Regions from separate parts of the Mus musculus genome. Here region 2 is linked to region 1. The links are chromatin loops, found by intact Hi-C in ENCODE. Cell type or tissue: gastrocnemius. All regions are shown on one strand. Region 1 overlaps Ccdc6 (coiled-coil domain containing 6). Region 2 holds the start of Slc16a9 (solute carrier family 16 (monocarboxylic acid transporters), member 9).

What was found. A loop is a pair of places that touch in the nucleus more often than their neighbours do. Peaks named below come from ENCODE experiments on the same cell type or tissue, not always from the same donor. Only the 100,000 strongest peaks of a DNase experiment are listed, where the experiment ranks them.
Region 2: a loop joins it to region 1, with 4 times the contacts of the local background. A loop is called at or near these places in 1 of 42 quality-filtered maps.

Annotation. Positions count from the first base shown.
Region 1 is chr10:70,171,005-70,175,004 of GRCm38, reverse strand. All of the region lies in intron 5 of Ccdc6 (coiled-coil domain containing 6), which reads right to left. Among named protein-coding and RNA genes, the nearest start is that of Mrln, 32 kb to the left of the region's middle. In gastrocnemius, a CTCF peak has its summit at 1,516 (motif pointing left); a DNase peak (open chromatin) is centred at 1,514; H3K27ac peaks cover 537 bases.
Region 2 is chr10:70,242,998-70,246,997 of GRCm38, reverse strand. Slc16a9 (solute carrier family 16 (monocarboxylic acid transporters), member 9) reads right to left here and starts at 1,722. Exons shown (of 6, transcript NM_025807.3): 1 at 1,620-1,722. In gastrocnemius, CTCF peaks have their summits at 1,742 and 1,943; DNase peaks (open chromatin) are centred at 1,235, 1,618 and 1,944; H3K4me3 peaks cover 2,266 bases; H3K27ac peaks cover 3,317 bases.

The sequences.
Region 1 (4,000 bases):
AGCCAGAGCTTGCCATTAAAACCGTGCTCCAAGCAATCATTACCCCACACTGGGGTGGCCTTGGCCTACCACGGGAGACCAGGGTTTAAAATTTTGCCTAAGTTTCAAGGTTTACAGAGGGGTTACATTAACTACAATTTAGTAAACAATCTAATGGCCTGCTGGGAGAGGTGTTTCCACCCTGTTCCCTCTCGTTCACAGGACAGGGGCTCCAGGCGCATACATGACATAGCTGGAGTTGAGTTTCATTGGCTGCCTTGTCAGACTTCCTTCTCCACTGTGGGGGCTGGGAGAGAGGGAGCCCAGTTAGGGAGATAGACTGGCCCACTGGTTTCCCTCTAGACTGCCTGTCTAATCTAAACAGACCATGGGGGTTGGGGGACTTGCCACGCTCATTAGCGCATCCTCCATGCTCAGTGGAGCAACTCTCAGTCGTGTGCCAGCTTCAGCTACAGGTAACAGTCTTGTAAAAGAGAACTTTATACAGTCAACAAAACCCCTTTCCCACCTAGTGTATGTAAGCCTCGTGTGTGTGTGTGTGTGTGTGTGTGTGCATACAACCTCTGGGAACGACTTCACTCATATGGGTCTACGGATCAAACTCAGGTCCTTGGGCTTTGCGGCAAGCCTTTTTACTCACTGAGCCATCCTGCCTGCCCAGTGACTTCTGATGACCATGACACTAGTGTGCAATGCCCAGGGAGGCAAGAGGACTTCCGTTCCTTCGAGCTGAGACGACAGCGGCTAGGAATGGAAGATTCCCCTCCTGAACAGTAGTCTTAACCACTGAACCGTCTCTTCAACCTGAACCCTGTTTCAGAAATTAAAATGCTCGGATTATTAGACCCGACTACGTAGACTAAACACTACATCTCTCAGCTGTTCTGAACGCAGTCTGGAGACTCCCGCTGCCTAACCCACATGCAAAGTCTTTTTACTGAAGTGATTGGGGGTGGGGGTTATTTACCAAGCTTGATTTTCAAATGAACAGCTTAAAATCAGTCTCCCCAAGCATGTTTGTGTGCACAATTTATAACCGAGCTCAACAGAGAGCACCGGGTGGCCCTGGGCATCACGACTACTGCTCAGAGCGAGATGGCGAAGACAGAGCAAAAGTTCCCAGAGCCGAAGATTCCCAAGGCTCCAAGAACAGAAATTTAAGAGGAAGCATTGTATTTTCAGAAGAAACTGCCATTCAGGCTGGGCATGAGATACATGTCTATATTCCCAGCACCTGGGGGTGGGTTAAGGCAGGGGTGCTGAGAATTTGAAGTCAGCCTCGACAAAAATACACACCATAACAAAAAATACAAGGAGAGGGTAAGTCGTTAGCATATGGGGACTCTCAGCAGAGGAATGCTGAGACACTCAGTAACTTTGAGATAAGAATGTCACACCAGGTAGAACTACAGGGCTTCCTGTCAATTCAGCAATTTAACTCATATGCCAGCAGGGCCCCAGTGCACCCCCAGTGTCAGGACCCAAGTGTAGGACCCAAGGCCTCCCTTGGGCGCCCTCTGCTGGTACACTGTGACCTTCCTCTCTCACACAGCTCTCTGGATCTCAGAGATTACCCTCATCACCCTTATAGTCTGCTACCTCCTGAAATGTAATCAAAGGTGCCATCCGGTGAGGGTGGCACCAAATCAGCTTCAGAGTGACAAGCAGGCTGTTCCCTGTCCCCTTCCCAGGTACAGACCACATGGGGACTGAGCCCCAAGGCAGAGTGAAAGGCTCAACTCAAACTGAGAAGTCTAGAGACTTGTTCCAGTCAGGGCTGAAGGCTGAGGGGCTTAACTGCCACAGCTACAACCAAGGAGGAGCAAGCCACGTGATGCAGAGTTGGAGACCAAGGGAAGACGGGATAAACCATTAACACGGCCTCCTAAGCCAGAGACCACTTTGAGGGGTTGAATGTGCCTTTCACAGGGTCGCTGAAGACCGTCAGAAAACAGATAGTTACATGAAGATCCCTAACAGCAGCAAAATTATAGTTATGAAGTAGCAACAAAAACAATTTATTGGTTGGGGGGGTGGTCACCACAGCACGAGGAAGTGTATTAAAGGGTCACAGCATTAGGAAGGTTGAGAACCACTGCTTTAAGCCTTATGAAAACCAGCTGACCAATGCCGACAGCTTCTTTGAACCAGGCTTTTTTTGTCCTGAGGTAGGGTGGAGTGGGGGGTATCACACTAGCATTCACAGATGTCTTCAGGGAGATCTGCAGGCCTTTCAAAGACCAGGCCCTGAGTGCCAAGGGATGGGGATAAAGCGTCCTTCCCTTCCCTCAGCGCCTCCCAGCCAAGCACAAATGAGGAAGGAGAAAGGGAAGCTGGCTGGCCTGGGAAGAGGTGCAAACCAAGCTGCCTACCACTCCAGAACATTCTGAGCTAGCTCATCTGGTTTCGTGGAGCATCTAGAGGCGCTCATCTGAGACATACCTCCAGATTACTTGGACTAAAAAAAAATAAAAGAACATTTCAGAGGACTTCAGTGTAGTCCTCAAAGGACTGAGAGAACCACCCAGTGCCGCAGCTACAGGGCTACCTACAGACCCAACCGAACAAAGACAAAAGGGCTTTTGCAGGTGTGATTATGCCAGGGATCCAGGTGTGGCGAGAGAATCCTGGATTATCAGGGTGTGTGTAAGACACAAGGGTGAGTCAGAGTGTGAGGGAGAGCAGAGCAGAGAGGACATGTGAGAGCCACAGCAGAGGCACAGATGGAGCCCAATGCTGCACACAAGATGCTCTGACCTGGGTCCATTTGCACAACTGGGCCTATGCTTGCTACAGTAAAAATAAGAACACACCATACTTTTGAAGGCCTCCAGGATTGAGATTTACCATCCAAGAGAGAACTACTACCACTACCACTACCACTACCACTACCACTACCATTACCACTACTACTACTACTACTACTGAACGCACCTTCAGGGGAGACAGAAGGTAGAGGCCTGAGACCATCAGTATACATCTACTGAGTGGGCTGGCCTGCTCAGGATCTGCCCAAGGAGGCAGTTGTGCATAGAGAGACTCGTGTGCAAGCACAGCACAGTAGCTGGGGCACATCATCAGACAAAAAGGATCCTTCAGGTATGGGACACACCTACCACACCAAGCCTGCCAGAGTGACCTGGATCTCTTCACCCTACACGGTGAGAGAAGACAACCTACCCCTCCCCCCTCCTAAGTTGTTCTCTGACCAACTTGTGAGCACCAGGCCACGTGCACACGCGGTACATGAATAAATGTAGTAAGAATGTTTTGAAAAGGAATCCTCTGAAAAGACCATTTCATGTATGGAATAGTCGGTCCTTACGGAGGTCCCAAGGCAGCTGTGTCAAAAGCTTGGAGAAACAACCAACTGCAAGACAAGCTGTTTTTAACAGCATTTTCAAAGAGAAAGACGCAGAAAGGGTCATGCTTACTGTGTGGCTCTCAGTATGAAGCAATTCTGTAAGCGTGCGCGCATCTGAGAGCATACGAGGTGCGCCTGCGCAGACTGCTCACCTGGAAGTAACAGAGACAGGGAAGATCTTCCCCGGACAGTATTACCTCAAGGAAGAAACGTCTGCAGCCAAACATCAGAAGTACGGCAGACCCCTAAAAATGCAGAGAAGCCTAGACAGGCTCAAAAACCCAGAACCTTGATTTCTACAACACCTTGGCCTTTTCCAAAATCCTAAGTATGCATTTCAATAGCACCTGTTCGGCAAATACCATGTGCAAATGTCACCGGAGATTAAATTCAGCAACCAGGAAGGCAAACAGCCTTCACGGCTCTCCCTTCACAGTGCCAGAGTGCAGCGAAGCTCCTGCGTAGATTCATTAGCATCCTACAGATTAACACCATCACAAAGGCCACCCGGCCCGATGACTAGCTTTAACTGTCACTTATGATTCAGTGTAGAACTGTAACAGGCAGAAATGAAAATAGCCCGAATCTTTTATTCTCTACCAGACTACTGAAGAAGTGGACACTGTCAAAGCTGTG
Region 2 (4,000 bases), 72 kb before region 1:
AAGAAGAAGAAGAAGAAGAAGAAGAAGAGGAGGAGGAGGAGGAGGAGGAGGAGGAGGAGGAGGAGGAGGAGGAGGAGGAGGAGGAGGAGGAAAGAAAGGAAGGGAGGGAGGAAGGAAGGAAGGAAGGGAGGGAGGGAGGGAGGGAGGAAGGAAGGAAGGAAGGAAGGTAGGAAGAAAGGAAGAAAAGAAAAGAAAAGAAAAGAAAAGAAAAGAAAAAAATCCAGTCCAGAGTTCCTAATTTCACTCTTTGCCATCTTACCACGACCCTGAGGAGGAGGAGGAGGAGGAGGAGGAGGAGGAGGAGGAGGAGGAGGAGGAAAGAAAGAAAGAAAGAAAGAAAGAAAGAAAGAAAGAAAGAAAGAAAGAAAGAGAGAGAGAAAAGAAAGAAAAAAAATTTAAAAATCCAGTCCAGAGTTCCTAATGTCACTCTTTGCCATCTTACCACGCCCCTGGCCCTTTCTATAGAACCTTCATTAGAGACGAGTAGGATCCCTGTCTCTCCACTTACCCAAACACAGAAGGATGGGAAGCAAGGAAACCTGCTCTTCGGACATCGGCGGTGCTGAATATACAAGTTATTGCCAGTTGGCAGGTGAAAAGATTTTATTGTCTAATTTCTATTTGCTAGTCGAGGGTGGTTAATGGGTACCGACACTACTCTCTGCGCTCACAAAGTGTTTAACGGAGGCTGTAACCAATCGGCACACCCTTTCTTTCTCCAACCTAGCTCACTCCGTCTGTTGCCTAAGAGTATCTGAGTGGCCTCTGCTCTGCTCTGCTCTGCTCTAGGTGAACATGCCAATCTGGGCAAGTCAAGATGTCTAACTATTACCACTGAGCTGTAGCCCATCAGATGGGCCCAATGAGGCAAGTAAGATATCAACATAAATAATATGTAAATAATATCTGTAGTGTAAACACTGCCTAAACTTTCCGGATCATTTGTGCTGCATAGACCTGACATTCCAAGAACGAAGTAAAATCCCGACCTGATTGATGGTCAAGTTCCATGGCTTGCTGTTTCCCCTGAAGCCTCTGTGCATGGCTAAAACCAAAGAAGGGTTCCCTAGGCGAACCAGAGCTGAGGCATGCGCACCAAAATCCTTCTAAGTTTTGTTCAGGTGGCGGAGGAGCCGCCTGGCCGTTAGGCTCCTACACCCTGTAGCGCAGCCCGGGTGCTGCCCTGCCCGGAACCCAGCAGGATCTGCCCGCAACGTGAGCTGCTGTCCTTGCAGTTTACCAAACCTATGCGCCCCAGCCTGGATTCTCCCCAGCACCTGAGCCCACCTCCTCGGGAGCGGCCTTCTGGGAAGTGAGGACCCACTTGGGTCACACGTAGAAGGTATCCCAGGAGACTCATCTGGTGACATCCGAGCTCTCATCTCCCCCATTCTCCCTGCAAAAGGCAACCCTACGAGTATTTTTGCAGAGGCAGTTACTCTTTCTAGAAGAGGGTGCAGAGTGCTCCGCGGCGCTCTCAGGACGCTTTCAGCCCGGGCAGACCAGAAGCCGGCCGGTAGCTGTGCACCCGCGGGTGACAGCACCGCCTCCTTTCGGTGCAGTTTGCAGGGTGAGGGGACAGCTCCCGCCGGGACCTTCCCAGTTCCTGGGGTTTTTACCTGAGTCCCGGCCTCGGCTGGGGCCGCGGGCGCAGCTCCGGCCGCAGCTGCTGATCCGGGCCCTGCGCTGGGCGAGCAGTCCCGCTGCGCGCAATATACGGCCGCCGCCCTCTGCCCTCGGGACACATGGAGTGCAGCCCGCCCGGCCGGCTCCACCTTCCCCACCCCCACCGCCCACCCCGGGAAGTCACTCCCGGGGTGGTCCCACTCTCAGATCTCCTCTGCAGGGGCACCCTGGCCAGTCTGAACCGGCTGAGACTGCACGCCCGCTGGGGGAAGGAAGAGGAGGCGGAGGAGGAGGAGATGGAGGCGGTGGAAAAGCCGGCGGTAGGGGCGCTGCGTCTACACCCGTAGCTTAAGGCCCGGCTAGGAGTGGGGGGAGGGCCGGACCCGAGTCCCCTTGGTCTCCCGAAGCTCTCCCGCATACCCCCCGCCAAGCACCGTGTGCATTTGCGAGGAGCCTGTGTGGAACTGAATACAAGGGTCGCCTGCTCTCCCTGGCTTCCCTGGGTCGCTGGGAGCCTCCTGGCCAGAGCTGTACTCGTGGGCAGAGATCCCAGAGGAAAGCGAACTAGAAACCTAGAACTTTGTGAAGTTGGTACTCTTTGGCAGTAGGGAGTATAAGATGCCAAGGGCTTTCCTTTGGGACAACTCCGCGGGAAAGGCGGGTGTCCAGGAGGTCGAAGAGGGAGGGAGAAGTTATGTGAAGACCGTCAGGTGTCTTGAAGTAGAACCAGGCTGTCACTAGCTGTGGTGCAAAGCAACTCACGCTGGAGCTACCTACCATGCATGGCTCTCTGCGCTGTCACCGAAGCCCACTGCAGAAAACTTTAGGGTTCCAGGGGCTAACGAATGTGTGGACACCGTTCGCTCCAGGGATATGTCTGCAATGTGGCGTGTGCTCACCCTCTGCCCCATTAACTTTCTGTCTGTTGAATTCTTGAAGAGAACTATGTCTATCTAACAGCGTGAGAATTCCCTTCATACCACGCAAAGCCTGCGTTCTTAGGCGGCAAGGACTACCTCCTGCAAAGTTAAGAGTTGAGCCACCTAGGTCTTTTCAGCTTATTTCCTTATCTATGATATTTTCAGAATCTTGCCTGCATCGTGGAGAGTGGGGGAGGGTTGAGAAGTCAGAAAAGGTACGGAATCTGGCCATGCCCACCACCCTGAGAAGTGGCTTTAGCGCTTCTCTCCAACACCCCCTTTCTATTCAGGTTATGGAGAAGTCCTCTCAAACATATTATTCTTGTCCCCGGAGAGAGCTTACTTGCCACCCCCAGCACCCAAGTATAACTAAGCATGACTGCAGCTGCTGTCAAAACCATAGCACCAAAGAGGTAGAGGCTACCCTTATTAGAAAGCTCCGGGTCTCACTTAGAGACCCTCTCTTCAAAACCAAGGTGGACTGTTGCTGAGAAACACACACACAGACACACACACACACACACACACTCAAAGTGGAAGAAAAATCAGAAAAATACTTAATAGTAACAGTAGCCCACTGTGGTGATTCACACCTATACCCAATTGAAGAGGCAGATCGCTGGGAGTTCAGGTCCATCCTGGGCTACATAATGAATTTTAGGCTAGCCTGGGCTACAGAGACCTCATCTGAAAAGAAACACTACCAATTAAAAACAATAACAAAACAGTGCCCATGGAAGGCAGGTAGTATCCAAACAAACAAAAACCTTATGGGAGGAAAAAGAAAGGAAAAGCTGTCAGCATCCTAAAAATGTGTTTGTGAAGAAGAAAGGGGCTCTGTATCCACTCCCGATGGTGGTCTCATTTAGAACGGATGACTTGTGTTCACTCACGGTATCTACAGCTGCCTGAAAACCTATCTCATCTCCCCCTCTGTGCTTCAGGAACAGGTACTTTGGAAAGCTTTCCTTGATCTGCATAGATTCCAGCTGCCAGAGTACATGCGGATGCCCTCACGTGCAGATCAAACAAGTTACTGTCTGTGAAACTGTTTGGGAAACCCTGCCTATTTGCATCCTCAGCTGTGTGAAATCAGCACAGGCTGTTTGTTCCCTTCTGCTCCCAGTGTCTCTTAACAGTAAGTGGGAGGGGCCTGTCTACTCAGGCCAGTTCATGCCCGTCCATACAGAATGAAGGAGTGTCCTTATGCAACGGCAAGGTTCCTGCTTTACTGTGAAACAGAACCCTGAGGGCTAGACTCAAGCAATGGCAAGGCCTGGCTTGTTCAATGAGTGAGGTGGCTACAAGGTTGCTCTAGCGCTTGGAGGCCAGCTCCAGGAATAAAGGGCATGCCACCTGGATGCCATTCGAAAGTTGCCACCTGCCCCCATCCCTTGAGGTCCTCTGTTTAGCCACTCTGTGGTGGAACAAGCAAGAGAGCCCAGTGATCTAGG